Regions from separate parts of the Mus musculus genome. Here region 1 is linked to region 2. The links are chromatin loops, found by intact Hi-C in ENCODE. Cell type or tissue: left cerebral cortex. All regions are shown on one strand. Each heading gives the region's core, and the rest is flanking DNA. Links, peaks and the distances in the headings are about the cores only. Region 1 holds the start of 2700054A10Rik (RIKEN cDNA 2700054A10 gene). Region 2 holds the start of Gm24867 (a small nuclear RNA gene).

The links. Peaks named below come from ENCODE experiments on the same cell type or tissue, not always from the same donor. Only the 100,000 strongest peaks of a DNase experiment are listed, where the experiment ranks them.
Region 1: it touches region 2 in a loop (2.7-fold over the local background); 3 of 42 quality-filtered maps call a loop at or near these places.

Annotation. Positions count from the first base shown.
Region 1 is chr17:13,554,001-13,570,215 of GRCm38, forward strand. 2700054A10Rik (RIKEN cDNA 2700054A10 gene) reads right to left here and starts at 94. Exons shown (of 4, transcript NR_045437.1): 1 at 13-94. In left cerebral cortex, for the core only: no CTCF peak of the experiment used is centred there; a DNase peak (open chromatin) is centred at 9,238.
Region 2 is chr17:13,665,920-13,682,134 of GRCm38, forward strand. Gm24867 (a small nuclear RNA gene) reads left to right here and starts at 9,459; the gene lies at 9,459-9,563. In left cerebral cortex, for the core only: CTCF peaks have their summits at 6,393 (motif pointing right) and 10,201; DNase peaks (open chromatin) are centred at 10,484, 10,759, 11,532 and 11,718; H3K27ac peaks cover 657 bases.

The DNA.
Region 1 (16,215 bases), core at 5,139-13,138, 110 kb before region 2:
TTGAATACATACAGGCAGGCAGGTCCTCTCCTTAGGCTTCACAGTCAGGGGGCTTCACAAACTCAGTGGACAGCAGAGAACCTTAAATAAACCTAGAAAGGAAAACAGGACATTAAAGTGACTTTCTTCCCCAAAAGATTAAAAATTAATAAAACAAAAATCACACTACCCCGCCCCCTGACAGAAACATGTATTTCAAATTGGCTTGGTTTCTATTTCTCCACATTCTTTTACATTGCTAGGCCCTTTGCTTCTTATCACCATGATTTCAAAGAAACTTTCAAATTGTTTTGTTTTACTATAGATGCAACGTGAACATGTGACCAAGCCTCTTCTGATAGCTCAGAGTTTTTAACTCAAATCTTCTGTGCATTTCCCTTAAGGAAAGTTACTGTTCAAATGTTCGATGCATTTATTTGTTATTTGTGTGTGTGTGTGTGTGTGTGTGTGTGTGTGGTGTGTGTGTGTGTACATGCCAGAGTGCCAAGAACCCGCTAATTCCTCTGAAGTCTTGGAATTAAATGTAGGGTCACAGTAAGGATGCTGCACCTGATTGGCTGACTGGGAAAACACAAAGAGGGTGAAAATAGGACCAGTCAGGGAAGATCTGTCAAACCCTACATGGGGAGAGAAACCCCCCACCCGTCAAATTGCTAAAAGATCTTAATCTCGTCCGTGGTCTGTCTCTGCATATACTTAACTGGTTAAAATGTTTAGCAAAAGACTTTTGTTATGGTTGTTTCTGCCATCTCCTCCCTTCCCCCAGCAGCTGCAGCTACAGTGAAGGCTATCAGAGATTCATCACTCTGCCTCTGAGGCTTAACTCTGCTTAGCTATCAAACCTGTCGGTAATCTCTGTCTTAGGGACCTCACATACTCCTAATGCCAATGAGAGGTCCTTCCCCTGCAAGGTGTCTTGCCCATAGGCTGTGGCCTCGCCCTCTTTGCAATGACTTGTTACTCAGTGGCTCATTTTGGTGGACTCAGAATTCACTCAACTCCTCCCCCGCTGGTGAGCGTCGATCCTAGAATGGCTTTAGAAAACAAGGCTCTTTGCAGCCCAGCTCTCATGCTGTTTGTAAACTGCAGGGCAGTCCTAACAGTAGGACTGGGGAGCCAAAGAGGACAGGGGTAATAAGCTGCAGACTCCCAGCAGGTTGCTGAGCAGACTGACCGCAGCAGCAGAGGAGACAGCTAGGTGGCCCTTCTCTTGCTTGTAGGCTTGAATACTTTTTTAAAAATTCTCTAATAAAATATTTCTTCCTCTTCTCCTGAGGTAGTTTCACAGGTTACAGATTAATCTTCTGAGGAGAACAGAGTAGAGAGTGTGCCTGTCTCCTGAGAGCAACCTCACTGGAGGGCTGCTAGCTTACAGAGTCCCCGTGTCAGAGCCACTTCTGTCCTGTGGCCAGTGAACCCTCACTGGGCTGGTGAGGTGAGTTAGGTGTGGCCTTAGTATCAAGGGTGGAGACATTCTGCCTGGGTTTCCCAGAGCATGGCCAGGCGCCTAAGCTGTCATGTGATCACTTTGGATGTGTGTAAGAGAAAGAGAGAGAGAGAGAGAGAGAGAGAGAGAGAGCGCACATGATATTTATTTCTAAAATGCACCAGCTGCTTCAAAAAGCATGTGGAATGGGACGGCTGGGCTCTCATGCGCTTCAAATATTGAACTAGGCTGGCCTCCCACTCCTCTGAAGGAATAGGAGCAACTGCATTTCTTTTCAGTTTAAAAAGAAAATGGTTTCAGAAATCTTAGCTGATCTTGTTCCCTTTGGAAGAGAAAAAAAATGTTACAGGCAAACTCTAAAGTTATAAAAAAAAACATACTTATTTCCTGACACACCCTGAACCTTGACCCGGCCACTCTCTCCCTCCTTAGCCTCATTAAATCCTGGCCTGCTGCCACACCTTCCTCGGAGTGCCTTGCTTGGGTGGCCCCGCCCAGCCCTCTAATCCCTCCTGTGTGCATACCAACACATGATGTCCCCGTGACTCCTGCCAGATTCCATACCCTGCATTTTAAGAAATATGAACACAGACCCTGTATCATAAGACAGTTCTGAAAAACAAAACTAAACAATGTACTTGAGTATGTACCGGCCTGGTCTGGGAGCGAGCCCTTAGAAACAACAGTGATTCCCACAATAACAAGCACCCATATTGAGTTTCCTGCTTCCAAAGTCCGTAGGATGGGTGTGGCTCCGGAGGCCTCTCCCGGCCTGCAGAGATGCCTGAGACCAGTACTCTCCTTAGGGAGACCTTAGGTTCACCGCAGGACAGGGAGGGTCAATACCATCTGGCTCGAACCACAAAATGGGACACTACCTTATAAGAGTTCAAATCATGTGGGACTGAACATGGCTTCCCAGCCATGAGACACCAAGCCGTTAGGGTTGAGCCATGGGGTTCTGGGTCAGAGGGCTGAGCCTTGAGGGTTGAGTCATGGGCTTCCGGGTCAGAGGGCGGAGCCGTGCAAGGGGAGAGCAAGAGGGAGCCGAGCCACAGGGTGCTGAGTCACGGAGGTCCTCTCAGCTTAGGGGGCCCTGTTTTGCTTGGACTCTTCCTCTCTGATGGTTGTGTGGAAGTTTCGCACCAGCAAAGCCTGGCTCCCAGAGACCCAGTGTCTTAGGCCATACGCCCACCGCCCAGGTCCTTTCAAGTGTGTAGTTGGTTCTGTGAGGGAGGAGAGTGTCAACCTCTACCTGTGGCTGTATGTCAAACTCTCACAGCAAAATTATTCGGTTTTGGGTTTGGGGGGAGTTTTTGGTTTCGTTTTTTGTTGTTGTTTTGTTTGTTTGTTTTTTGTTTTTGTTTGTTTTGCTTTGTTTTGGTTTTGGTTTTGTCAGAAAAGGCTCAGTAGTGACGTGCATATAGCTACTCAAGGAAGCTTTTATGCTTCCAAGCCTGGATATTATCATAAAGCAAAGAAAACACAAAACAAAACCCTTGTCTTCGTATACTCTTAACACCCCAAATCTCATTTCGGGGTGTCTCTGCCACCCCCCTCCCCGGGGTACTTCTGGTGGTCTTTTTTTCCTTCCACACAACTTTCATGGAACCTGCGCGAATATCTCCTGTTTTAAAGTTCCAATAAAAGTTTCCACCCTGAAATGGTAGCCTTACAGAGATGCACAAAATCTTATACGTTTTATTTTTACAAACACACGGTGGCAACCACGAAAATATTTCAAATTCTCTTTCATCTGCAGATCTCTCAACCTCGAACAATTTCCCCTTATAATTTCTCCTTGAGTTGTACACTCAAGCCAGTCCCATGGCTTCTAGTCCCCATCTCAGACCTCTTGTTCAATGAACAATGCCAATCTCTTTTTTTTTTTTTTTTTTTTTTTTTTTTTTTGGTTTTTCCAGACAGCGTTTCTCTGTGTAGCCCTGGCTGTTCTGGAACTCACTTTGTAGACCAGGCTAGCCTGGAACTCAGAAATCCACCTGCCTCTGCCTCCCAAGTGCTGGAAACAATGCCAATCTTAAAAAGGCCACAGGGGGTGCTGGAGAGATGGCTCAGTGGTTAAGAGCACCAACTGCTCTTCCAAAGGTCCTGAGTTCAAATCCCAGCAACCACATGGTGGCTCACAACCATCTGTAATGAGATCTGACGCTCCTCTGGTGCATCTGAAATCTGAAGACAGCTACAGTGTACTTAGATATAATAATAAATAAATATTTAAAAAGAAAAAAAAAAGGCCACAGGGTCCAGCAGTGCCATGCTCACTGCTCCCTGTGGCTCCATGGGGGAAAGCATTTGTGAGACACCCATGTTTGTAGTTTTCTCTGATCCTCATGGCTTCTTTCGGAGAGAATTCCGAACATCTCTAGAATCCCCTATAACTTCAGGCTTCAACCCTATAACTTCCAGTGTAGGAAAAAGCATCTCAGTGGAAGGGTGGGGGTGGGGTAGAGGGGACTCAAGAGTCACAAACATACTTGGCTCTAGGATATGTAATACAGCCATGACATGTTGTTAATTGACCCTTTGTTTTCTCATCTTTAACTCCAAATCACAATATCAAGAACGGTGTGGCAGACTGGAGAAATGACTTAGCGATTAAGAGCACTGACTGCTCTTCCAGAGGTCCTGAGTTCAAATCTCAGCAACTACATGGTGGCTCACAACCATCTGTAATGAGATCTGACTCCCTCTTCTGATGAGTCTGAAGACAGCTACAGTGTACTTACATATAATAAATAAAGAACTGTGTGGCACAGTGTTTATACATACTGAGATTAGCTTTAAATTCTAAATAAGCTTGCGTACAATAGGAATCTGGCACCCAGTCACTATACATGATTTGCTCAGAATGTGTGACACATAGGTGTCTCTGGACAGGCTACCATCCTCCGGGTGCTATCTGTCAGGGACCACCGTCCCTGCTCTGGACCCAGGAGTTCCCCACTGACTCTTCCATGAAGGCCAGTCCTACAGTGACTAAGTCCCTGCCTGTCTCAGTTCATTACCACTAAAGCCCAGTGTAGGACATTCACATCAGTCTTCACTTGATTCAACAGCTGCTATCTTCTCTTCTCCCATATATGTCCAGAACCTGAGCTTCACTGTGCAGTATGTTGCTGCCTAGGGTGAATATACATATAAGATGTAGGCTTGGGGTCTACCCTAAGCGCCCCCACCCCCGTCTTGGAAAGATTGGCATCTGCATGGGCAGGGTACACAGGGGCACAGCAGTGAAAAGTTTTGAACAGTTTTCCCGTGGTCTTGTTTCTGCCAAAGAAAATGGCAGTCCAGGCCAGACATGGTGGCTCACACCTTTAGTCCAAGCACCTGGGAGGTACAAACTGGTGGATTTCTGTGAGTTTAAGGCCAGCCTGTTCTACAGGGTGAATCCCAGGACAGCCAGGGTTACACAGTGAGATGTCATCTTGAAATAAAAACAACAGAGGGGAAAGAAAGAAGAGAAGAGAAGAGAAGAGAAGAGAAGAGAAGAGAAGAGAAGAGAAGAGAAGAGAAGAGGAGTGACCCAAACCCCGGGGGTTGGTAATCAGGTGTGAAGGGGCCCATGAGACTCCCAAGATCCCATGAGAGTTGTGGGTTGGGGTGGGGTGGAAACTGAGCTGGGCCACACCCAGCACTTCACTGAAGTATCTCATCACCCTTAATGCCTGCAGTCCTTTCTAAGGCAAGGAGAACCAATCGAGGTGTGTCTCTCCGGCCTGTGTTTTAATCAGTCCAGGAGTAGTCTTTAATACCTTACAAGGCAGTCTCTCAGAACCACAAAGAGAATTGAGGAGCATTTCAGCTCCCAGGGAACTAGTAATTTTAACAGTCTGAGCAATGGAATAAAACTTAAAAGCAACTTATTAAAGCACACCCTTGATTCTACAGAACACGGAAAACAAAAAATTAAAATATGCACTTCTGAAACTGAGGAGTGCCTGGGTCCTTGCCCATAAGGTGCTGGCCCAGTGTTGAGAACACAGCCCTAGGACGGCAGCAGTGAGAGTGAGAGCCACCAAACAAGGAGGCGGCTGCCCCTCTCCCCAGCCTGTCCCAGTTTGTTCTCAGGCTGTTCTTTAACCACCAGTAAAGGTAAGAAAGGGACCGTGGCCAGGAGTGATGACTATCAGGCTCTGATGACTGTGCTGTAAAATCCGTACTCTATACTGACTGTCATCAAAGAAAAGATGCCAAGGGCCTGTGCCACTGACCTCTTGTCCCTGAGGTGTCACTGACACAGACAGCTAGGTCCCGGTCGGGCTGGAGTCCAGAACAAGAGCCATATGGAGATATACATATTTCAATACAAAAGCCCCTACACACCAGGTTTCAGTGTTTCATGTTTTCTCATAATTGGCACATACTAACAAATTTCAAAAACTGCAAAGGCTACAAAATGTCCCCAATCATACAAAGTGGACTTGAGGATCTTACCCCTCACTGTCTGAGGTGGGGCTGGTGGGGGGGAGAGGCAGACAGAAGCTGACCAAATGGACTGTAAGCTCTTGCCCACCATTCCTGAGCCTCTGACATCAGCTCCGTGATTCTCAACCTCCGTAATGCCATTCCCCATGTTATGGTGACCCCCAACCATAAAATTGTCTTGTTGTTACTTCATAACTGCAATTCTGTTACAGTTATGAGTTGTAATGTAAATATCGGATGATATGCAGGATATCTTATATGAGACCCCTGTGAGAGTCCTTCAACCCACCCCACGCCACCCCACCCGACCCCACTCCATGCTCACAAAGGGTCAGGACCCACAGGTTGAGAACTACTGCACTAGATAGAGCACGTCACCCAACTTGAGAGGGGAAGTCTAAAGGCTCAGGCACTGTGCTTGTACACCTCAGCTGTGACTTAGCATCTTACTGAGAATCACCAAGTACCAGGAGGGAACAGCCAGCCCTATGTTATCCAGTCTGTACTCCCTGTATCCTGACAGCGCTTCCCTGCTTCCTATGGGTGTCTTAGTCCCCGTAACCTGGGACCCTTGGCTGCTTGGCATAAGTACCTCCCACTCTGGATCTTCACAGCCACTCCATTCATTAGTCAGTTCTCCAGAGCTCTCTGCTGTGTGTTCCACTCTTTCTTCACTACTGTCCCCCATAAGGTCCTGGTGCCGGGGATCAGCTCTCCCCAGTGAAATGCACCCTGTTTCCCAAACTCGTGGTAAGACACAACCTCGCAGCATCTTTCTCATGGTGTGCTATCTACTGAAGTTCTCAAAGTAAGGAATCCCAGAGATGGGCAGGATGCTGACTCAGGACATGGTACTGTCCTGGCCCGGCACCCTCCCCCCACTCCCACACCCCCCACGTCTCTACCAGGACTAGTTTAAACACAAAAAGACACCTGGAAATAGCCCAGCAAACTCATCCAACTCTCCACCTCACCAAGGGCAGTTGTATACGTTTTAGCTCCGAGAAAACATTTTTCGCACGACTTACTTTGAAATTAAAACTTCAATGTGAAAATGTCTACCCTGTGACCAGCGATTAGGTGGTCCTGAAGAGAGATTCTAGCTGCCTCTAATTGAGACCTTCATGCTCGCAGCTGGGTCACCTTCAATGTGTCACTGCTGAGTGTACCTCACAGGCCATAAGCCCCTTGGTGGGAGAAGCAAAGTGGCTTACAGGACACCGGGTGTTACTAAGAACACTGGGCTGTGACCAAAGTGTGCACATTGCTCCACCATAACCTCCAAAACCCACCCTGGAATTGAGAGCCACACCCCACTGCTTTTCAAGAGAGCTCACCATAGGCACCTCCCTATGAGCTGTACAAGCAGCTGAGAAACACTGATGCCACACCAGCCAGGACCCTGGGCCCAAGAGTGAAGCATCAGTCTGCTAAGTGAGACCAGCACTGACGGCCACTTACGGCCAATTACCACATGATTTTTATAATCTACCAAATGCCATCAATACACGACCCCCAACCTCACACACCTGTGCATGTCCTTTACCCACAGCTGAAAGGATAAAGTTGATGGGAGTTCCACTTAGAGCAGTGCTCTTCCCGTGGGTGTGGTCCTGTGTCTAATTAGAGAAATGGCCAGCCCTTGGCCGTGGTCCCGTGGAGTCAGATATAGTGATTTTTTTTCACTATTTTCTTTGGCATTCACACCAGAATAAGGAAATCATTTCAATAGTAAAGCCATCGCTAAGGAGCGGAAAGGACAAAAGTCACCAAGAGCAGGGACCAGGCAGGGCACACACACACACATGCACACATGCATACACACATGCACAAGCACAAATGCACAAATGCATGCCCACATACATGAACATACACACATGTGTACACACACACACACATACATACCCTGTGCCCCCTGGATGGCTTTGGGCATTTTGTTTTCTGCTTCTCTAAGGGATGTTCCTGACTCAGGTAAGAACTTGAAATACATTCACTGAATGTGTTTATCCATATACAGTAGAAATAATGTGTTGCAGTGTGTAGAGGTTTGTACACAAGCCCGAAGCAGCAAGATGCAGTTCACACAGAAAACCAGCCCAGCTGATACCCAGATGGAAAGCCCACACAATCTACAGCAGGGGAGCATTAGGTCATGACAGTCGCCATCAGGATACATGGTAGTGCAGACATGAAACAAGCTTTGGAAGTCTGCATGGTATCAGTGTGTCAGAGCCATGAAGCCCAACAATGGCAAGTGACAGGTGCCATCTTAGAACCACAGAGACAATCTGTTCATTCCCACCTGCTGCTTTCGCTCGAGATACTTGTGTGCTCTGGAGCACACTCACCCACTCACCCATCACTCACTCACACACTTCTACATCTGTCCATCACTCATACACTCACTTGTACACTTATCCACCTGCTCACACACTCACACACTCACTTGTGCACTTATCCACCCACTTCCTCCATCACTCACTGACTCATCCACCCACCCGCTCACACATACACCTTTCCCTCCCTCCCTCATCAGTTCACTCACTGACACTTATCCATCCACACCTCATTTGCTCGCTCATCCACCCTTTCGTTCATGCTTGATTCTTTCACGTGCTCTCACTCACTCCTCTACCCAGTCACTCGCTCTATCATTAACTGACTCACCATCTGTCCACGTACATATTCACCTGCTTGCTCACGCAACTCCTCCCTCCCCAGGCTGCCATCAGTGTCAGCCTCCCTTACCAGACCCCTGCCATCCCACCATCGGTGTTAGCCTCCTGCCAAGAGGCTTTTTCCTATTTGGATATTCAGCTCTAAGCACTGCAGGCTACAGGGTCAGCCCCTTCTATGCTCACAGAACACTCAGAAATATGGTCCATAAAAAAGTAGGTGCATAAGCTTCAAGAGACTGGAGTCCCAGGGAGTTTAGAGTTCAGGTGGCACGGGGGAGGGGGGGGGACATCCACGTGGACACAGGGGTTGGGGATGAGTAATGGGATATGGAACAGTAGGAGATGGATGGGGAGGGGAATAAAAATGGAATGTAAAAAAAATTAATTAATTAATAAAAAAAGAAAAGAACAGCAATTTTAAAACTAATGTATTGTGATCAAATCCTAAAAACAAAACCAAAAACCAACCAACCAAACAAACAAACAAACAAAAACAAAAGAAGTAGGTGCAAGTTGTCTCTGGTGATGAGTAGGCTGAGGCATCTGGGTCTACCTACAAATGCCTGGGTCTACCTCCCACTTCTGCCATCTGCTTTGCTTGAAAGGCTCAATGAAGTCCTATAGCAGGCTCAACAAATTGAAAACAGACTGCTGTCAGTGGGTTGTAGAAAGAATATCACATCTATTGTATGGTTACATCACCTGTCAATTAAAAACTTATGGCCTCTAGGAAAGGGTAGACTAGAAGGTGGAACAGCCGGGAGGCAGAGAGAATTCTGGGATAGAGCCAGGCTCGAGATTCACCCAGGAAGATACGAGTAGATGGACTCACAGTACTTGAGCACAGGTAACCAGCCATGTGGCAGTATTTAGATTAGAACAAATGGGTTATCCTAAGTTATGATCTCATCAGAGAAGAGCCTAGCTATAGTGTCGAGGTATTTGTGAGTATATTTTAAATCTGAGTCTTATTTCTGGGAGCATGAGGTTGGAAGAAAGAACCAGACCTAACTTCTACAGTGGATCAAGACCCTGGGTCCTGTGTTATCCAAGTCCCAGTCCTACAGTTGATGGATACAGTGACCCCTCCACCCAGGTGAGAAGGGGCTGAGCTGGCCAGGGACCAGCCACATTCCAAGAGGCTTTCCAGGAGGCCCAGGAATGCATAATTGCAGAGAATAGATTTTTAGGAAAAAGAACACAAAATTGTGGGTATAAAATGCGGTAGAATGGGGAAATTGTTTGAAATAGAAAGGAAGTCATAACAACATAATGATTCAAATGTCGATAAATAAAACCACAAGAGGAAAATGGAAAATAGTGTTTGCCAGCAGAACACCTAGTGTTAACTAGTTTCCAGATATTTCCTGTATTGGGTGAAGAAAAAAGAAATCCTGATTTCAACGCTGTGTCTATTTTATTTTCTCTGTGAACTGGGGGTGGAGTCAGGAACTGGTAGGTACCACTCAAGGGCTTGGCTCAAACATGCTCCCATGTAAGGGTCCCTCGGCCAGCCACGCTGAAGACAAGCATGAGTGCAGAATGATGGGAACTTCTGGAAACCACTGTCAATACCCTGGTTCAGCCTGTGAGGCAGAGAGGATCTGCAGAGTCTACCCCATCCAGGGACTGAAAGCAGGGAGAAGGGTTGAGACTGTGGGAGTCAGAGGACACAGGTTCTGGAGCACTCTGAAGGGCAAGTAGAGGCAACAGGGGTTGGCGGGGGGGGGGGGGGACCCTGGTTCTTAGTCTGTATCTCAGAGGCCAGCCCTAAGCTCTCCCCATTCCTGTCCCAGGCACCGAATCCTTTGCTCCTTTGTCATGATGCTATACTTAGATGTACATTGGCTATTCTAGTCCTTCAGAGAGCGGGGAGGCCAGGGAACATATGTCAGGGAGCTGTGTAGGGTGCCTTTACACAGGCAGTGTATGGTAGTGCAAACCAGGGGTGTGGGAAGTTTTCCTGATCCCAGCACTGAAAGGGTGAAGCAAGAAGATCTCATGTTCAAGGGAACCTAGACTACACTTAACGAAAAGGTCTCAAAACAAACAGGGAGATTAGCAAGAAAAATCAGGCTGGCCTCGAACTCATCTACCTTTGGGGCTGGCTTACAGGTTCGGAAGTCCAGTCCATTATCATCACCTCGAGACCCATCTACCTTTGCTTCCCGAGTGCCACCACTGCCAGACCCTGGTGTCAGCATTCTGAAAGTGCTTTTGTCACCTGTCATCACCTGCTGGATTCACGTTCTAGAGTTGCTAGAAAGCTCTATCAAGTGTCTGGGAACAATTCAACTTGAGGGTGCAGCTGCGGTCTGGGTCTGTGTTTCCAAAAGTCATCTGTGGAAACTCCTCCGAGAAGCTAGTGTTAGGAAGCAGGCTTGCGGAGGTGATGAGGTCATGAGGGTAGTCATGGGGAAGTCTGCACCCTCACTGAGACTGCGGAAAGTTCCAATCACCCATGCACCTGGTGGGACTTTAAGAGGTGCCACTATGAACTAGAAAGTCATCTACACCGTAAACCTAATCTTGGCTTTCAATCTCCAGAATTGTTGAGGTTTAAATATGCTTAACCCGGGGAGTGGCCTTGTTGAAGTAGGTGTGGCCTTGTTGGAGTAGGTGTGGCCTAGTTGGAGTAGGTGTGGCCTTGTTGGAGGAAGTGTGCCACTGCGGGTGGGGGAGGGGAGACTAGGCTTTAAGACCCTCCTGCTTGCTGCCTAGAAGTCATTCCACTCCTGCCTTCCATTGGATGAAAATGTAGAACTCTCAATTTCTCCAGCTCCATGCCCGTTGGGATGCTGCCATGCTTCCTGTTATGATGATAATGGACTGGACCTCTGAACCTGTAAGCCAGCCCCAATTAAATGTCCCTTATAAGAGTTGCCTTGGTCATGGTGTCTTTTCACAGCAATGGAAATCTAACCAAGTCAAGAATCATGTTTAGTAAATTTCTGTTTACAAAGCTATAAGGCCTTGTGCAAAGGCAGCCAGAATGTGCTACTCAAGGCCCTGGGTGCCAACACCTGTGTGCACACAGAGGGAGTGACCCTATGGTAGGAAAGATGGCTCAGTGGTTAAGTGCTTGCCAAAAAAGCATGAAGATCAGAGTTCAGATCCCCACAACCCACATAAAATGCCAGGCGGCCCTGAAAGCCCAGTTGTAATTCCAGACTGAGGCAGAAACAGAATCCCCAAAGCAGGCTGGCTAGCAAAACTAGACATGTTGGTAAGCTCTGGGCTTGATTGAGAGACCCTGCCTCATTTAATAAGGTAGAAGAGAGAGTGAAGATGATTCCTAATGCCAACCTCAGGCCTCTACAAAAATGAGCAAATGTGTACACACCCACATACACATATGCCCACATGTGTGTACATGGAAACATACATACACATGGAAACATACATACATACACATGTGTACACATGGAAACATACATATGTGTATACATGGAAACATACATACACATGTATACACATGGAAGCATACATACACATGAGTACACATGGAAACATACATACACATGTAAAGCTGCAAACCACACAGACACACATGGAAAAGAACAAGATAAAACGATGTTAACTGTCTGCACTCACTCTAGAATGGGTACACACTGCGCATTCGCCATGGATGCATGGAAAGGAAGGACTCTAATGTGGTACAGGGCTTAGGAGGAAAAGGAGAGAGAGAGACAGAGAGAGCGGCAGAAACCCCAAGATTCAAGGACCTCTGGCATTCTCAGGTGTGGAAACCAGTTGCAAGGGCTGAGCTCTCTTGTTTTGAGAAAGATCAGAGGAGTCTTAGTCACAGGAGAGGCACACACATACACACAGAGAGAGGGAGAGAGAGAGAGAGAGAGAGAGAGAGAGAGAGAGAGAGAGAGTTGAGTCTGGGGCTTGCATCTTGCTGAATGCAGGAAAACAGTGAGATTCCTGGTCTTCACTGTGTCTCCTGAATTGTGACCAGAAGGGTAGTGGTTACAGGTGTGACATCAGAGGTATAGTGGACCCCAGCTCAGGAGGTAGTCCACACCTACTCAGAACCTATTTAATATTCCAGCCAGGTTCAAGTGCACACGGCTACAGGGACTGGCCGAGTCCTGGCTGGGAAGGGTCTGGAGAAGGGTCTCGACTTTGCCCTTCACTTCTCATCTTCAACAACATCCTGCCTTCCTTACCCTCAAGTCCCAGAACCCAGAAGTCTTAGATGCTGATCCTCTGAGGAGCTTAACTGCCTGTGAGCACGGCTCTGCCCGTGCACGTCTGAAAGGCTCTGGGAACCTGCACCAGGGCAGGCAGGTTGGACCTGAAGACACCAGGTTCCTAAATCCCTGAAGACTGAGGTCTCGATCTGAGAGGAAAGGCAGAAAGGCAGAAAGGCAGGTCGAACATGTTCCCGGACAGGTTTGGAACTTGCACCACAGGAATGAAGATAATGGAGACCCTTTGGGCCTGACCTCCACAGCAGCAACACAGGCAGGTACCATGTTTACAGCCAGCCCTCTGGGATTAAAACTTCTTACAGGCTTGGCAGAGCTCCCCTGGACCCAGAAGGCACTCACAGGGGTCTGTGGCAGGATCGGAGGGGGCAGGCGGGACAGGCTGAGGATGCCTTCCCACAGTGCACCTGTACTTTCCCCACTCCAGCGGTGTGCACTACTCCCTCAGTTCACTACCCAGCCAAGCTACAGAGCTCAGAAGAGTTGGAGCACCGCCTCTACCCCTTCATGAGTCTTGGCTTGAGCCCATCCAAACACAGAACAGAAGACAACAGGGTGGTTTTGTTTTGATTTGATTTGATTTTTTTGGTATGGAGGGTGGTCAAATGTGTGCAAAGGAGCTAGCTGTCAGCTTGGTGTGTGTAGGCGTGTCTGTGCTAGTGATTTCATGCTTGTAGGTTTGTGTTGTGGGTTATGTGGGTGTGGGTATATGCATATACTGTAGTCTTGCTCTGTGTGTGTGTGTGTGTGTGTGTGTGTGTGTGTGTGTGTAGGTGCTGTGGAATTTCTGGTGTTCCGAAGTGTGTGTGCTGTGTGTAGTGGACTATATACACGTGTGCAGGTATGTGCATATGCTGTGACCTCTGTGTGCAAGTTTGTGTATGTGTGTTCTCCCTGGGTACAGGTGTGTGTGTGTGTGTGTGTGTGTGTGTGTGTGTGTGCTGTGTTTTTCCATGTGCACAGGTGTATATGCTATGGGCTCCATGTGCAAGGGTATGTGTGTGTGTGTGCACTCGTGAGTGCATGTGTACACATGCACTATGGGCTCTGGGTATACAGGTGTTTATGTATCTTATATGTTCTTTGTGTGCAGGTGTGTGGGAGCACTGTGTGTTCCTTGTGTATGTGTGTGCCTGGGCTGTGGATTTCATGTGTGGGCCAGCATTCAGGAGTGTACAGAGGCCATAGCACATGTGTTAGCATAGCTTACAGCCCTCCAGTAACTAACCCTAAGATCATAAGAGCTTTACTGGCAGGCTGGTGAGATGGCTCAGAGGGTAAGAGCACTGACTTTCTGGAGGTCCTGAGTTCAAATCCCAGCAACCACATGGTGGCTCACAACCACCCGTAATGAGATCTGACACCCTCTTCTGGTGTGTCTAAAATCTAAAGACAGCTACAGTGAGTGTATTTATGTATTAAATAAATTAAAAAAAAAAAAGAGCTTCACTGTCCTGAGCCAGCCTTTTCAGCTGTTCAATGATGATAATGAAAACCTGGTGGGACTATGATAAATGTAGTGAAAATACAAGCCTGGTGTTGAGTACAATGTTGGCACGCAGTAGGCACTTACAGTGTTGGCACACAGTAGGTGTTTTTAGTGTTGGCATACAGTAAGCACTTAACAAAAGTATCTACAACTTTATCTGGAAATGAGCTAGTCAGATCTGGAGACACTTCCTCGGGGTGACAGGGCCAAAGCATTTTTTTTCTTTTTAAATTCCCACATTTAGAATGCATGTCAGTGCACTTTAGATGAAAAAAAAAGAGCGAAAAAGCTAAGTCTTTTGTGCCATTGGTGTTTGGTTACAGGACAAGAGGGAGAGAAGCCAACAGAAACTCGGTGAGCCGAGGGACCCAATGAACAAGGTCACCCAGATAGTAGAATGTCTGTTCCTGGAACCAGAAGCAGGGGACTGGATTCCCTGGATCTGTGGGTATAGCAGAGCCTTGCTTCATCCCCAGGTACCTTCAAGGAGCACAGCCAGGGTGAGCGGAGATGGGGGTGCGCTTCCATGACAGCCCATCTTCCACTGGGAACCTGAAGAGGCCTCTGCCTCCAGCAGTGAACGTGTACCCCTCATCACAGAGTGTCCTGCAGAGGAAAAACAGGACAGTGGGGTGAAGACCTGCACATGTGTGTTCATGGGTAAAACTAAGAGTCAAAAGGGAAGCGTGCATTTGGGTTCTACCAGGGGGAGCTAGAAAGAACCCTGCCTCTGGCAAGGATAGCAGAGTCCTCAACAGGTGTAAAATGCAAAAAGCTGTGGGGATGGGGATTAAAATCACTCCTGTTGCTGTCAAAGTCACAAGACCTGGAAACGGAAGTACACAGGGACAGCGACACTTCCCTGTGAGGCGGGGAACACACACAGCTCGGAAGAAGGCTCTGTCCAAGAGTATTCAGATGAACCTAGTTGCATCCCTGAGTCAGGTGGAGGAGTGGTAGTCTGCACCCCCAGCATGGAGGGGCTTTGATCTAAAGTCACTCAGCCCGTGCTGGGGAGCACTCTGTTCTGTCTTCTTGCTCTCTAATGGTGGATGTAATACAAAGCTGAGGGTGGGGCGGAGGGTGGAGCCCCATGTCTATGAGGATCATTTTCCAGTGTAGCATCTAATGTGCTCTGTTAGAGGCCTGGCGTCCTGGGAACACAGCATCTTAAACTACAATTCGTGATCCCCCACTTGAAGTCATTTGACTGAATGTAGGATGTCTTAGTTATTGTTGTGAAGAAACACCCTGGTCAGGGCAACTCTTCTAAAAGAAAGCATTTAACGATGGTCTTGCTTGCAATTGTAGAGGGTTAGTCTATTATCACGGTAGGAAAGATGGTGGCGGGTGGGTAGGCATGGGGCTAAGAATGCTCACTCTGCTCCAGAAAGAGAGAGAGAGAGAGAGAGAGAGAGAGAGAGAGATCTAGCACTGGCCTGGTGTTGGCTTTTGAAACATCAAAGCCTACCCCAGGGACACTCCTTCAAGAAGGCCACACCTCTTTTTTTTTAAAGAGTTATTTATTTATTGTATGCATATATGTAAAATATAGCTGTCTTCAGACACACCAGAAGAGGGCATCAGATCTCATTGCAGATGGTTGTGAGCCACCATATAGTTGGTAGGAATTGAACTCAGGACCTCTGGAAGAGCAATTAGTGCTCCTAACCACTGAGCTACCTCTCCATTCTCAAGGCCACATCTCTTAATCCTTCCCAACAGACCATCAACTGGGAACCCAGTATTCAAATGTATGAGCCCCCTGACATTCTGAGTTAAACCACCACATGGCCGATCACTGAATTTCAGCGAAGTGTAATGCTTTCTGAACATGCAGCAAACAAACAAACAAACAAAAGTCATATTCCTTCAGTAGACTTCTGCAGCCTTGGTTCCAAACCCATGACACACGATCTTTGTATCTGCATGCAGCCA
Region 2 (16,215 bases), core at 5,495-13,494:
CACTCAGCTTTTTACATGGGTGTTTGGGGTCAGACTCAGGTCTTCATACTTGCACAGCAAGCACTTTACAGACTGAACTATGTCCCAGGCCCCAGGATTTGTTACTCTTTATGGATCCTAGGTGCTCTCTGTCATATTCTAATGTTTCTGGGGGGAGGGAGCCTCTCCCATGCAGTGTGAATAGAGATTTTGGTTTTGTTTCCCTGAAAAGGGATTATTAAATCAGGGCACACCTTATATCTATGCTGGGAAGGTTTTGACAGTAATAGTGTAGCAAGACCAAGGCTCCACCTGAGATCTCTCTCAAGATTGACAGTCCTCAGAATTGGTCACACCCCAAAGCTGTGTCTTTTGTCAGATCCTGGTGGCTCCCTTCCTTGAGTTTCTGCTTACACAGGCACCAGGAGGATACAGAGTCCCAGTGATCCCTGCAGCATCTGCAGCTAGGACCAGAGTGCATGGTCACCCTCAGCTTCCCATTCTCCTCAGAGCCTAACTCCAAGTCCCCGCTCTTGAAGGAAGAGGAAAGCCAGATGGACAGGTCCCTATGGCTCCCAATCTATGTTCCTCTGCTAACCCAGTCTGTGTGTATACACAGTCACTGCTGTTTCAGCTCTAGCCATGCGTGCATGTGTGTGTGTGTCCAAGGAAACAGTGGGGACTCAAGAGGGACAAGGAGACCTACAGGCTAATCCAACCTTTAGAATGGTAAGGAACTTGCAACCTCATGTGCAAACAGTGGGTTCTAACGAGGGGACCATTCAGGACCCTCTGCTCTCTGAACTTTCATTCCACAGCTTTATTAGTAGCTTTGTTGTTGTTGTTGTTGTTGTTGTTGTTGTTGTTGCAACTTCCCAATGAACTCGGCTCTGGAGAACACCCACTGAGGATTTTAAACGGAATTACAGCGGCGTGGCTTCACTGAGACCCAGAGGAGCCCTCTGGTCCCTTGTCTTCCTTTCCTTGGAAGAGTCTAGGTAGGTGTGGAACAGAAGGCCTTTCCCTGTGGTGCCTCACCCTACCCTAACACTGTTCTGTGTCCTAGCTGCCAAGGGTACACTCTCGCCCTACAATTACTCTGTGCTGTCCTCCACAGACTGGTAGGATTAAAGCCTGAGCCTGTGTCCCTGGATGCAATAGCTGCTGGAAAAGCTATAGGACAAAGAGCCAGCATGCTCACTAAGGTGGAAACACAAAGGCTAGGCTCTATCTCCCAGACTGTCACAGAAGCATTAGAGCTGCCAGAATGGCCACAGATGAACCCACAAGGCAGGGGACTGAAGCGCTGTCCTGCCAGAGCCTGGGGCTTTATCAGATGCATGTCCATAGCTCTGCATATAAGCTGAGAACACAGAGGCTGGGAGGGGCCTCCCCCACCACACACGTGGTATATACACAAGTCTCCAGGAACAGTCTCCCTCTGTGAGGTAGGTGGGTCCCCTCTCCTCCCCAGACCAGCCTTGATTTTCATGCACAAGCAACGCTTGTACTGCCCAGGAATACAAAGGGAAGTCTTAGGCTGGTGATAGAGATAGAAATTGAGAGCATAGACCTCATTTAACCGGGAGCTACTGTTTGTTTGTTTTGTTTTGTTGTTTTTTCGAGACAGGGTTTCTCTGTGTAGCCCGGGCTGTCCTGGAGCTCACTTTGTAGACCAGGCTGGCCTCGAACTCAGAAATCCCCCTGCCTCTGCCTCCCGAGTGCTGGGATTAAAGGCGTGTGCCACCACGCCCGGAGGGAGCTACTGTTTGAAATTGCATTTAGACGTCATTTGTCACAGAAGTAAAACGCGGCTCAAGAAACTGAGAGTCTCATTCAAATTCTACAAACCAGGAAGCTGTTAGAAACCTAGTGTGGTCAGGCCTCATGCCCCCCCTGTCCCAGAGCTGGAAGTACAAATGTCCCACCTGACTTAAGACACCTGAGTGGAACCTGATGGCTACAAACAACCCACTTAGCTTCCTACTCTCTCACCTGAAACCCAGCACATGGAATTCAATATGGAATATACCAGACTTTTCTTTATAGCAAAGGTCTCCCCTCCTCCCTCTCTTTCTCTCTTTCCCATCTCTCTCTCTCCATACACACACATACACACACACACACATACACACACACACACACACACACTCAGGTCAGAAAGCCTCTTCATTGCTGGTTTATAAATGTGCTTATATGATCCATACATAAGCAATGGTTTCTACAACCTAGACTCACACACAAACACCAAGAGTAGCCAACCCTCCCAGATCCTGTTCTAGGGGCCTCTTGGCCAGGAGCTGGCTGTACACGTGGTCACTCTGCACTCTAGCTAAGAAGAGGCGAAATTCATTTGACTAGGCTTGGCCAGCACCTAAGAAGGGCTGGCCTAGGACGCTGGCCTGGCAAAGCACCATGTCTCCTTGCTTCCATAGTTCCAGTAGGGAAAGTCTTAGCCTAGTGAAGAGCTTTCTGCCCTCACTGAGGGTCCCTTCCTAGAGCCCAGCCCCAAAGCCAGGGAGAAAGGGAAACAGGGCTAGAAGAGACTTTCCCCGAAAGAGAGCCCCTGTGGCCTCTCTCCACAAGAGTCCACAGGGGAACAGCAACCATCATGAAAGGCTAAGCATTTTCACAAAGGGTGAAACACGTATTTCTTTACAGGGCACGGAGGAAATCTGCGGCTCCTGGGACTCTGAGGTCTGAGATCTTCTCAGATTTAACCTGGTAGCCTTGCGCCCCACACCCTTCCCCAGCCACAGGCCGCCCACACCCCCTCCCCCAGTCACTGGCTGCTCTCAGTCTTTGGGCTGCATTTCCCTGCGGGGCTTATTTTTAAACACTATTCATGGGAGTATCCTACCGTGCACAGTGTGGGCCAGAGGCAGCTGCAAGCTTCCCTCTCTGCACCAATTAAAGCCGAATTTGATGCTCCTTAGCATATGAATCAAGGCGCCAGGCAGTATATTTATTGCTTACTCAAGCCCTTCTCAGCTCTGCTCAGTCTCCACCCCCAGCCCTGAACCCTGGGTTGGCCCGTGGCACCTGCAGCTTCCTTGTGCCACGCCCCTCTGTCCAGAATGCCTAGGTCGCAGAGACTATATATAAATAGCCTTCTGTGGGCCAAATCAGGTTTTGTGAATGCTCCCGGGGCACCGGGGATCTATACCAGTTGTAAGAAAGATATTTTTGATAAAATATCAAGATGAATGGGAAATGCAGGGATTCAGCTGACTGGCTGGCAGCACCCTCGAATTTGGATTCTAAACTAAGAAACCATTGAAGGGATTTTGTGATTTATGCGGGTCAGGAGACATGAGGAATTCTCCTAATGAATGCATTGCTCCTGTGTTTCCCATTTCCTGATTAAAAAGAAAAAAATTCTCAAGGCTGACACTGCCTATCGTGATTTTAGGAGGTTAAGGAAGATCGTTTGTCTGTGAATATGGATGCTGCGGGCATCTGGGAGGAAGTGGCTGGGCGTGCTCTAAAATGCAGTGACAGTATTCTCCGAGCATGCATGGCATCGCAGGCTGGCGGCAAGCCCAGACCTTTGATATTGATCAATCCACAGGAATTACTCAGTGGAGACAGAGGATGCTACATGATAATTCTGCGATCCACAAACCCCTTGGCACAGGCTTTGCCTTTCTGTAAGAGGCTCAGAAAATGAAGGAGGCCAGAGGCTGTGCTGTCTGGAGTCTGTAGGGCTTTTGGACATTCTTTGTGTGTTTGCATGGTGTGTGTGTGTGTGTGTGTGTGTGTGTGTGTGTGTGTGTGTGTGTGTGTGTGTTGTTGTTGGTCATACACATGAATGTGTGGTTGCATGCTCCCACAGAGGACAGAGAAAGACATAAGGTCTCTCTCTGTCATTCTCTGCTTTAGTCCCTTGGAATTGAACTGGAAGCTCACCACTTCTGTGAGGTGGACTGTGTTAGTGTTTTGTCTAGGCTCCACCCCACAGTTACCAAAGCTGGGGTTACAGGCACAGATAGCTTTGGTCATCTTTCTGTTTGAGTGTCACACAGCAAGCACTCTTCCCTCTGGAGCCATCTCCCCAGGCCTGTTGGACATTCTTGTATTTTTCGGAAACCAGGAGGACCTGTTAGACACCCTGAACAGAATCTAAACTGAGCCCTTGGTTTGTCCACGAGCTTTGATTTTTTTTTTTTTTTCCTGCTCATGGCTTATCTGGCATCTCACCCAGCTCTGAGTCTTTTGTTCCCAGACTCTCTAGAGGTACCCAGAGTTACTGGGTAAACAATACAAGACCCTAATGGCACTAAACACCTTCCCTGTGTTAGGAGTCGGAAAAGATGCCTTATGAACCTAAGGACCTCCAGGTAAAACAGGCAGATGAAGCAGGGGACCCTCTCTGCTCTCCAGACCCTTCACTAGTGAGAGGAAGGTAAGGACAGATGGACAAGCTGGCCACCTCTCCCCCACACTGCTCTGACTGATGCATGGCCCTGACATGCTTGAACAAGCATAGCCAGCACTAATGAATGTCCACCAAGCTAGGGCAGGGCCACAGACTGAGCCCCTCAGAAGACTCTGTGTGTGTGTGTGTGTGTGTGTGTGTGTGTGTGTGTGTGTGTGTGTGAACTGTTCTGCTCTGCAGGAGCTTAGAGAGAAATGCAGTAAGTCCAACCATCACTTATTCTGGGGATAGGCTGTCCCCAGTCAGAATCAGGAGTCAGGTCCTTGTGGGTGGGGACCCAAACTGAATGTTTTGGACAAAACTAATGAAGCTGTGGACACGGCATTGTCAGATGACAGCTAGACCTGTTCTAAGACTTCCATACCAGGAGAGCAGGGTATCAGGGTTCTAATGCAGGAGGGGGCAGGGCTGTAGTTGCTCTTTCTGCCTTGCTCCTTGTCCATCAGCACTAATGAATACCTGTGTGATGGATGGACTGATGATATTTAGTCCTCAGGGAGCAAAACCCCAACAAGGCCTACTCAGGTGGAAGAGCAGAGTATTGGGTGCTAGCCACCAAGTTAGAAACATTGGGAAGTGGACGGGCCATTTCCTAGTGCCTGAAGGAGGCTCAGTAGCCTTACAACTTGCTTAGCTGTTAGACATAACAACATGAGCTCGTGCTGTGACTTTGTCTCTGCATCGCCTCCCAAAGGCTTGTTCTTTAAGCTGAGAGTAGAGTGGTCAGATCAAGATCACCACAGAGCCCTTACGATGGACTGGTGCCAGATGATAGGGAAACCAGGAGTGGTTGACCAGAGGAGGACACAGGGAGGAAGCACCCTCTGCATAGAGGCACAGCCTCCTCAGACACCAGCCAGGCCAAGGCCAGCTTAAACTTCTAGTTTCTGACCCTAAAACAAACAAATCCATAAGCTGCCCAGCCTGTGGCTTTCTTCGAAGCAGTCTCAGTGGGCTGAACCCATTTGATGGCTTTCTGTGCCATGAGAGTCACAGAGGATCTGATCTCAAATCCCTAGCATCCACATATAAAGCCAAGTGTGGCCAAGAACTGCCTCTGCAGAGAGTCGAGAGTCAGAGACAGGAGGAGCATGAGGCTTCCTGACAACCAGCCTAGTTCTAGGTTTAGTGAGAGACCCTGTCTGAAGGAATTAAGTGGACTTCCTCCTATGGCCTCTACGGGTACATGGATGCACATATCTATATGCATGTACATGCACAGGCAAGCATAAGCACACATAATGAATAAATAAAGTTTTTAAAACAAGAAAGGACTTAATGACTTCATTATATTAAATTAAGTTTAAAAGCATAAATGTAGTGAATAGCTTTAGGGCCCACAGCAAAGAACTTGTGGCCAGGAAGGGTTTAGCACTCTGGGGACTTTTGCCTGGGTATCAACCTGGGTCAGTATAGCCCCAGAAGAAGGCCATGTGCCATCAAGCCAGCTTGCCCCACTCCAAGGTCCACAACTGGAGTGGATCCTGCCTTCTTTCCCTGGAATCCAGAACTAGAGGTGGCTTTGCCCACACTCCCTCCCTCTGGCTGTGTTTGTACAGTCACTGCCTGCTGCAGGACAAGAGGGCTTTGTTTCTGTTCGCTTGGGAGGTCAAGGTCCGTTGCAGTTTGCGTGTGGCTTCTCTATGTGGGACAACTTTGCCATGGACATTTTCCCTCTGGGCAGATGCCAATCACTCATCACCATTTTGTGTGAGTGATATCTGTGGCACATTGTAGGAGCCAAGTGAGGTCTAGTGGCTCCCATGAACCTCATAGACACTGGTGACTGTCGGCTGACCCTCGGCAAAGACTCCAGGTCCTCAGGAACAAGTCTCTGCTGCAGAGTCTCTTGTTAGCTCTGAAAAGGATTGATGAGGGAGCCTGTCCCAGCAACTGTTCATGCCTAGGAATATTGGGGAGTCTAGGTGGCATTTGTAATAGACTGTGCATGAAGGGTTCTCCATAGGTTTACATGTTTGAATGCTTAGTCGCCAGGTGGTGGCACTCTTTTGATAGGATGTGAGGCTTGGCTGACTGAGCTGGGTCATGGGGGACAAGTCTTCGAGAATTTCAGCCCATCCCCACTTCAGATCTGTGAGGAACCATAAAACACACTGAGGCAGGCAGGAGGAAGCAGAGTAGGTCATTGTTTAGGGAAATATTAAAAAGAATGGCAAGTTCCCACGCTACACTGAGCACCAGCGGGCCACATAACTCCAGCAGGGTGTTCTCATTTCAGCAGACTCTTTGGCCCAGAGCTTCCAAGTTCCCTTGGTGGGTCATTGCCATGCCAGCCCCATGCAAAGACCATGCAATTGGCTGTCACAATTCCCAGTAACTGAGTAAAATCAAAACTCTAGAAGCTTAAAATTAATCAGTCAGATTTATGTATCAATAAATTTTCAATACACAAGATGCCCACACAATAAATTCAGGGCCAATTGATAATGGTACAAGTTGCCCACTTAGATTAGACTAATTATTCCAATTATTCTATCCCTATATGATATTGTATCTACCTGTGGCTATTTAAAACCACATGGAATCTGAATGATCCTGTTCGTCCTACATCTTGCTTCCTTCCTTTGTCACTCCCTGTCTCCATCTCTGCAACTCTTCACCCCACCTCCCTTTTCCCTGTCCAATCACAGGCTTCTTGTATTATATTTAAAGTGATTGGACAGGGAAAATCCTGCTACAGGTCATCATACAAGAAAGTAGGTATTTGGGTCCCCATCTAGGATAGAAGCTGTCTCAAGTTAGACTGATCAAAACCCTCGGAAGACTGGTGAGATATTTCAGCAGGTAAAGGTGCTTTTGTGCAGTCATGGTGACCTGAGCATGCCACCCAGCGTATAGGAAGAGAACCCATGCCATAAAGTTGCCATCTGACCTCCACATGGATAGCAGGGCACACACACCGGCCTCACACACACCAGTGTAAGTGAGGGTGCGTGTGTGTGTGTGTGTGTGTGTGTGTGTGTGTGTGTGCATGTGTGTAGGTATGTGCAAGTGCAGGAGGTGCTAGAGGTCAACCTTGGCTGTGCACCTTCGAGTTCTGTGTACTTTGTTTTTTGAGACGAGGTTTCTCGTTGACCTGAAGTTGACAGAGTTTTAAGTCTTGGACTGGCCAGCAACAAGTTCAGAGGTCCCCCTGTCCCTTGCCTTCCCAGGGCTGAGATTAGATGTGAGCATCCCTATGCCAGGCTCTCTTTTGGGGTCTCAGGGGTGGCAGCAGGGGTGGGGTTGAACTCAGGTTCCCATGTTTGCTATTACTCTTCAGCCCTTGTCTTAGTTAGGGTTTTACTGCTGTGAACAGACACATGTTGTACATACGACAAGGCAACTCTTATAAGGACAACATTTAACTGTGTCTGGCTTACAGGTTCAGTCTATTATCATAAAGGCAGGAGGAGCATGGAAGCATCCAAGAAGGCATGCAGGAAGGAGCTGAGAGTTCTTTATCTTCATCTGAAGGCTGCTAAGACTTGCTTCCAGGCAGCTAGGGCAAGTGACACACCTAATCCAACTAGGCCACACCTCCTAATAGTGCCACTCCCTGGGCCAAGCATATACAAACCATCACAGCCCTTCAGATATCCTTTCAGCCCACACTTGGCTTTTAAATACAATCTTCTCCAAGCTAGAACTCATCACTCTGTTGTACATGTTACTTCCTACAATGAATGAGGTATGCACATACATGAACGATGCACATGAACATAGGAATGAGGCATGTTCATGCTGTTGTCATGTGTACAAAGTCTCTAGGGATTCTTTGATCAGAACTGTGAGCTTCTGAAAGAAGAAATAGTCCATGATCTTGAACATAGCCTATGAAGGGCCTCACTGGGTCTGACACTGCAACCCCTCACGCCACCCTCCCCTCCAGAAAAATACCATGCACCTGTTCCTCCAAGGAGGTGTCTATGTGAGGCACAATCTTCACCTCTGAGTGAGGGGTCTCTGTGGGCCCATAGTCCTCTGGGATGTTGGCATGGACATGCACATCCATATACAGTGGGTAGAAGGGCTTGTGTTGACCTCATCTTCTTGACAACGATAGTGAGCCCACATTCCCTGGAGACTCAAAACTGTCAGAAGCCCCCATTGCATACCTGGCACTTGGCTGCATTGAAGCCTTCCTCCCTCCACAGAGTAGGAGAGATGCTGCTTGGCCAGGCATCTCACTGCCCCTCCTGAGTAAACCTGTACAGTTTACCTGTAGAGAAAGGTAGCTCAGGTTCTTCGGGCACCTTGAAGCATTGCTCACAACAGTGGCTTACTTCACTGACACATTCACACGTTACCAGGTGGTACTCACAGTCTACGGCCGTAGGACATTGTATGTGAAGGAGCCACATAGAGGTTTTGGGTCTCAACATGATATAATCTAGACGAATAAGGAAGACAAGAACAACGGTTCTTAAAGGGGAGAGGAACGAAGCAGGTCTGGCCACACCTTCTCCATGACACCTGTCTTCTGGTGCTGGGAGACACCTGCCATGTACTCTTTAGGAGGAGGAGTGTATGGCAGTGGGATTTATAGTTTTCAGTGGCTCCCACCCTCCTGCTCACCCCAGCTTCCTGTGTGGTTGTCTCCCAGCTGCCACTGTTTCCTAGCCACAGAATAATCCAGACATTTAGCTGAGTGTTGTGGTTTGCATCAGAATTTTCCCATAGGCTCATGTTTGAACACTTGGTCCCCAGCCTGTGGTGCTGCCTGGTGAGGTTGTGGAACCCCCTAGGTGGTGGAGCCTCACTGGAGAGAGTGGGTCACTGGGCACAGGCCTTGAAGTTTAACAGTCCAGCCCAGACTCTCTTTGCTGCCAAATGACAGTTAAAATGTGACCTCTGCCTCTGCCTACTACCTTTTCCACCGTGGTGGTTTGTGACTCCTCTAACTGTGAGCCCAAAGTAAATCTTTCTTTCCTAAGTCGCTTTGTTGGGTGTTTTCTCGCAGAAAGAAGAAAGGAAACTAAGGCATCATGCTTCCTTCCCCTCCATCCAAGCTCTGATCTTGAGGCCAGAATCCAGGGCTGCTCACTTTGGGAGAATATATACTAAAATTGGAACAGTACAGAGAAGATTAACATGGCCCCTGTATAAGGAAGACTTGCAAACTCCTGAAGTGCCCCATAAAAACAAACAAACAAACAAGCAAACAGAATCCAGTGTTAGAAACCCTATCCAGAGAGAGGATCACCCCGATCTTCACTCGTGCCTCACGACACCTCATTTCTCTCAAGTTGACCTCCATCCGTGGGAAGCTCCCAAAAGCCTCAGAAAGAGAAAAAGGGCATTGTCTCAGACGATGTGATCTTCATCTGGGGGACAGGACTAGCCTGTGACAGGCATGGCCTCTGTACAGTGTGAGGTCTCTGCTCTTCCCCTTCAAATCCAAGGCTGTGCTCAGCCCAAGTCCACAGGGTTGCCGCTCGCTAGCAAGGCTAGAGGTCAAGATACAAAGACCCATGTCACAAGCCAGTTCTCCAGGGAGCAATAAGCTGTCACTCACTAGATACCAAAGCATAATAAACAGGGGCTAAAGGCAGGGCAGCCTTATTCAGCTCAGGGCTCTGCGCCCAGAAATGGTACCCTGGCCATAGTCTCATAGGGGACACTAGCACTCCCAACAAACCCACAGTCCCCAGGGGTTGTGTCTGCACTTAAGCTTCTGCTGTGGGTCTGCCATGGCTCAGTCTCCAGCAAGACAGTCTTTCCATGGCCTGTCGATGTAGGCTGCTTTTTTTTAAAACTCTAATAGTTTCTAATATTTATTTATTTATTTATTTATTAATTATATACACTGTAGCTGTCTTCAGACACTCCAGAAGAGGGCATCAGATCTCATTACGGGTGGTTGTGAGCCACCATGTGGTTGCTGGGATTTGAACTGAGGACCTTTGAGAGAGCAGTCAGCGCTCCTAACTGCTGAGCCATCTCACCAGCCCCTCAGCTGCTTATTGTATGGGTGTGACCACCAGCTGCTGTCAGGACATGGGAACAATTTTTCAAACTTCTCTCTTGGATCACTTACCATTCACCAGATTTCTGGGTCAGTTGTGAATAAGCAACTTTAAATAGAAAATAGCTTCGTGTGTGTGTGTGTGTGTGTGTGTGTGTGTGTGTGTGTGTGTGTGTGTTAGAGGAAAAGTATTGTCCCAGGTTTAAATGAGCTATTTTGACATCTTACCCGGCAGAGAACAGAGCTGTGGCTCTTGGTCCCCCACCCTTCCCCCTTCCCCACCCATGCTGCTTTAGGTGAAGATGGTTTGTCAGCCTTCCTTCTACCCTGAACTACAGGATGGTGTGGGTGCCGCCCATAGAAGGAGCGAAGTATAATTTTGCAGGCTCCCACCTGTAGGGGCCAGGGAACAGACTTAAAGACTCAAAATAGACTGCAGTTTGCAGCATCACAGTGCACTGGCTGAAGCTGCTGTGTGCATGTGGCCCAGCTCTAGGCTTAGAGAGAGCACCAGATCTGAAGGGAGAGTCTTTGACTGAATGTTCCCACCAACACCCACTGGCCAAAGCTCAGACCTAAACAGCACTCACCATGCTGGTCTGTTATCATCCCATAGGGTTCATTCGCACACCTTTTATAAGAATAACGTTGGGTCATCCATTCCAGATTCAAAGCTTAGTTATAAGGAGAGAAGAGCCAATCCACCTGAATGTTTTGCCTCGCCTATAACTCTGTTTTGTTTTCTAAACCTCATTTGATCTTTGAGGAGGCCTTCAGTCACCAAACTCCCTATAGCCCTATTTAATTCTATCTCAGTATTTGTGGTACCAGGGATTGAGCCTGGAACTTTATGTATGCTAAGCATGCGCCAAGCATGTGTTCTGTACTGAACCACACCCCTCCACACACACACACACACACACACACACACACACACACACACACACACCCTTTAACTTTTTTATTCTGAGACAGGGTCTCACTAAGTTACCCAAGATGGCTGTGAACTTGACTGTACTCTTGTATCGGCTTCCCAAGTAGCTGGATGTCAGAGCCTTTCCACCAAACCCAGATAAATCCATTTTGAAATACCAAGCATACTGAATCTCAGACGTTGTGGGCAGAATGACTCCAGAGTCTATTTGCAGAGACAAGTGTGAAGGAAGAGAGGAAGTGTAATGTTAACGCAGCAAAAAACAAAACAAAACAAAAAAAAACCTGGATTCAGGCCTCAGGTGACCTAGACTCCAGGATGAGGAGCAGCATCAGACCTGGAAGCTCCTGCTGCTGTCCTGTGACAGAGAATGGGAAGTGCCACCAAAGCCCCCCAGAGAAACCCCCAGAGCTGCTGTTCCTAGTCTGATGCAGCCTGTCTCAAGAATACTGCCAAGCACAGCTTTACAAGTTAGTATGAACTGAGGCTTCAGACCATGATTTAAAGTGGTAGATACAGAAGAATAGGGGAGGGGAGGGGAGGGGAGGAGAGAAAGAAGGGAAAGGGAGAGAAACTGAGGGGGGGAGATGGAGGAGGGATGTTAGAAGAGGGAGAAAGGGAAGCGGGAGGAGAGGACAAAGGGAAGAGGCTAAAGTTGGGAAAGGAAAGGAACAAAGAGGGTGTGAGCCACCAGAAACAACGGTCCTCATTTCACAATAAGAGTACTGGCAACCGGGCTGTTTGATTTTTCAACCTTGCAAAGAGAGGCATCACCATGAAAGACTGGTACAACAGTTTGGTACAAAACAGTGCTTCCCGTGTTCCTAACTGTATTTCCCCCTGCCCCTGAGTTCTTCATTGCCTGAACATTTCCGAGAGGGACGAGAAACTGGGCAGACTGCACCTCCTATAGATTTCCACGTTGAGAATGTGAATGAAGCCTAGTTTGCTATGTATTCAGAGACTGGAGACTCCCTCCCTTTCTGACACATGGACTCAACTGTACAGCAGACTTCGAGTAACTTTTCAGCCTAGGATGAACTGAGGGCAGCAGGACAGGCAGATACCAGCCGTCGGCTGGGGAGACAGTCGTCCAGTGTCTCCTTCATATTTGTGATTCTGATAACCAACAATGTGCCTCCTTTTGAGAGTGGACCATAATGATTTGTTTAAAAATACAAACACAGTGCTAACCCAGCAGGCAGGCAGGTCGAGGGGAGATAAGATGTCTTAGGATGATGAAAACATATAGGCATAGCATAAAACCAAGCCCTGGGTTTAACCCCAGCGGTAGTCACTGCCTCAAGGCAACAAAACACTATACAGAGAAACAAGGGACAGAAAGTCCTGAAATTGCATGCCTTGCCTCATGCTGTTCACCTATCAGAGCAAAAGAAATGGCTCTGTCAATTAAATACAAATTATCAATTATATATAAATACATAACTACTTCCTCCAAAGTCTCCTTAACTTCAGTCATGAGTCTGTCTGTCTCTCTCTCTCAAGATTTTGTATATGAGTACACTGTCTCTCTCTTAAGACACACCAGAAGAGGGCATTGGATCCCATTACAGATGGTTGTGAGCCACCGTGTGGTTGCTGGGAATCAAACTCAGGACCTCTGGAAGAGCAGTCAGTGCTCTTAACTGCTGAGCCATCTCTCCCGTCTATCCTTTTTTCTTTTTTTTTTTTTTTTTTTTTTTTTTTTTCTTGTTTTGTTTTGTTTTGTTTTGTTTTTTTTTTTTTTTTTTTTTTTTTTTTTTTTCATTTTTTTTTATTAGGTATTTAGCTCATTTCCATTTCCAATGCTATACCAAAAGTCCCCCTTACCCACCCACCCCCACTCCCCTACCCACCCACTCCCCCCCTTTGGCCCTGGCGTTCCCCTGTACCGGGGCACACAAAGTCTGCGTGTCCAATGGGCCTCTCTTTCCAGTGATGGCCGACTAGGCCATCTTTTGATACATATGCAGCTAGAGTCAAGAGCTCAGGGGTACTGGTTAGTTCATAATGTTGTTCCAAGTGTAAATTATCTCATTTTAATTGGTTAGAAGAAATAATACTTTTTAGAGTGTCCACACTACCCAGTGCAATACCACCACTATATTCAATGCATTTTCTATCAAATTTCAAATAATATTTTTATGGATATAATAAAGTCCTAAAATTCATAGGGAAACTTTAAAAAAAAAAGAAAAAAAACTCAATAGTAAAGCGCTCTTAACCCAAAAAAGTAAAATTGGATAGCACTATTGGACTAAGGATATATTACAAAATTATAATAATTCAAATAGTTTGATAGTGACGTTAAGACAGACAGCTCAAACAATAAAACAGAACAGAATCCCACATAAACTAAATACACAGGGTCATTAGCTTTTTTTAAAAAAATTACCCTTTTCCCATCTTCAGTTGTCGATAGATAGATAGATAGATAGATAGATAGATAGATAGATAGATGGATAGATGTATCCATTCTCCTTTCTCTCCCTTGAGAAAAGTCAAGGAAGAAAGGGTGGGAAAGTCAGAGTGAGGAATCAGGGCTTCAGAGAAGACCCCCCCCCCCCCAGCTTAGCAGACATCACGAAGAACTGCATTGTGGGAAAGTGTCCACAGCTGCTAGCAACCACAGTCTCCTTGGCAGGGGTGGAGAGCTGTGAGCAGAGAACAGAGGCAGACCCAGGCAGAGGCTGCTTTTCCCAAACCTTGGCTGCCAGGAATGACCACAGACCACATGCTGTGTGAACACTGCGTACGGGCTGTCCTTGTGGGCTAGGTGAAGCGCGTGGGGCTGGCATGTTCTTCCTTCCCAGTCACTGGAGCATAGTCCTCCATGCCTCTCAAGGAACAAAGAGCCCCCGAAGTGCAGAGCTCACCTGGGCTCATCACTGGGTTGCAGACGGACGGTCCGTTTCAGCTGCTCTTTCAGCCTCAGTAGTGCCTGATCTGGTGGTATACAGCCACAGCCAAACAGACAAAGCAAGATCATGTGCCTCTCAGAGTCATCCCTTAACCCCAGAGAAAGGCTACTAGGAGACCGTCCGTAGGCTGGAGAAGAGCCCACAAAGCTATCTCTCCGCTCTTAGCCTCCTTTCACCTTACCCAAGGTCACACTCGTCCCTGAACCATGTGAAAGACCAGGCATGGCCACACATGCACCTGTAAAGACAGCCCTGTGGAAGGCGGAGACAGGAGAGTCCCTGGGGCTTGCAGGCTACTCCCTCACTTCTGTGTTCAGTCAGAGAATCAGACAGAAAGTGATAGAGCCAGACACTTGATAGCCTCTTTGTGTGTGTGATGCACCCACCCACATACATACAAAAGGAGATGTCTGAAACAAGGGAGACAAGTAGTATCGTTAAGAAAACTTTACTAGAGAGACACACATGGGGTGTGACTCATCTCATGCTGCTGTGATCTGTGTAGACAGAGGGCCGCACACAAATGGCACTCCTTGCCAGAAGGGGTCTCTGGACCAAACACAGTCAGGCTCTGGAAATTATGGAAGCTTTTGGTTTTTCTGATCCCCCCTCCCCCATTCCCTATTGTTTGGGGCTTTCGTTTTTAGCTTGTACTTCCTTCACAGACATGAGGAAAAGCAATAGCGTTTTAACGTAAAGTTGTCTTTAAATGAGTTTTTAAATTGCTATTGTTCCTTGTAATAAAGCTACCTCTCCAATACTGGCCTCTTTATCTACTCAGTCCCCATTTTCAGAGTTATTACACAATTAACACAATTCTTCTCTCCTTTCCTCCTCTCCCTCCCCTATCCACCCCACCCCCCAAAGTATGGACTATGGAAGACACTTTGGCAAAGGAGTCTTTTCGTTTTGGTTTCTCTCTCCAAGGCACTTGTCTATGAATCATTCTTACTATGGCAGCAAACACTGATGAAACCATTTAAGTAGCTTCTCTGCAACCTTTGTGACCTGCACACCACATCCAGGACTTTGAAAGTCATGTGCTTAAATGAACGACACCAGAGAGCTCACTGGAGGCTTCAGCTGAGATGGAGGCTCTGGGAACACTGGCAGCCCATGCCTCAGCAGGCAGTGTTGCTGGCATCGGTCCCCAAATGGCTGGCTTTGTCCCCCTCTCTACAAATCCATCTGCTTCGAGAGAAGCATCTGCTCCAAGCAGCAGCCCTGAAGCCTCACCCATCAGGCGGGGCGGGGGCTCCATCTCTATTTCTAGCAGAAAAAGCCTTTGACTTTTCTTCTATCCTGAGAAATGAGCTAGCCATTGAGGCCAGAAAATTCTTTTTTAAATTTATTTTTAGCCGGGCAGTGGTGGCGCATGCCTTTAATCCCAGCACTCGGGAGACAGAGGCAGGCAGATTTCTGAGTTCGAGGCCAGCCTGGTCTACAAAGTGAGTTCCCGGACAGCCAGGGTTACACAGAGAAACCCTGTCTCAAAAAACCAAAAAAAAAAAAAAATTTTTAATTTCACACACACACACACACACACACACACACACACACACACACGAGAGAGAGAGAGAGAGAGAGAGAGAGAGAGAGAGAGAACGAGAGAGCAGTGCATATGGGGTAGGCGTATATGCACATGGGTATGCAGGTACCCTTGGAGTCCATAAGAGGGCGCTGGAGTTACAGGCAGTGGTGAACTGCCGGATAGGGTTGCTTAGAACTGTACTGGGGCTAAGCTGTATCTCCAGGTCCCAGACTGTTTAAACGGCTCAGTCAGCAAAGCCCTTGCCTCACCAGCTTGAAAGCCTGACTTTGGACCCCCAACACCTCTGTAAACATTTGGGTTCTGCACTGCATGTCTGCAAATCCAGTGCTGGGAAGGGAGAGTCAGGATTCCCAGAGCTTGCTGCCCTTCAGTCCTAGCAGCTTAATTAGTAAGCCCAAGGCTCAATGTTAGCACTGACTTTAA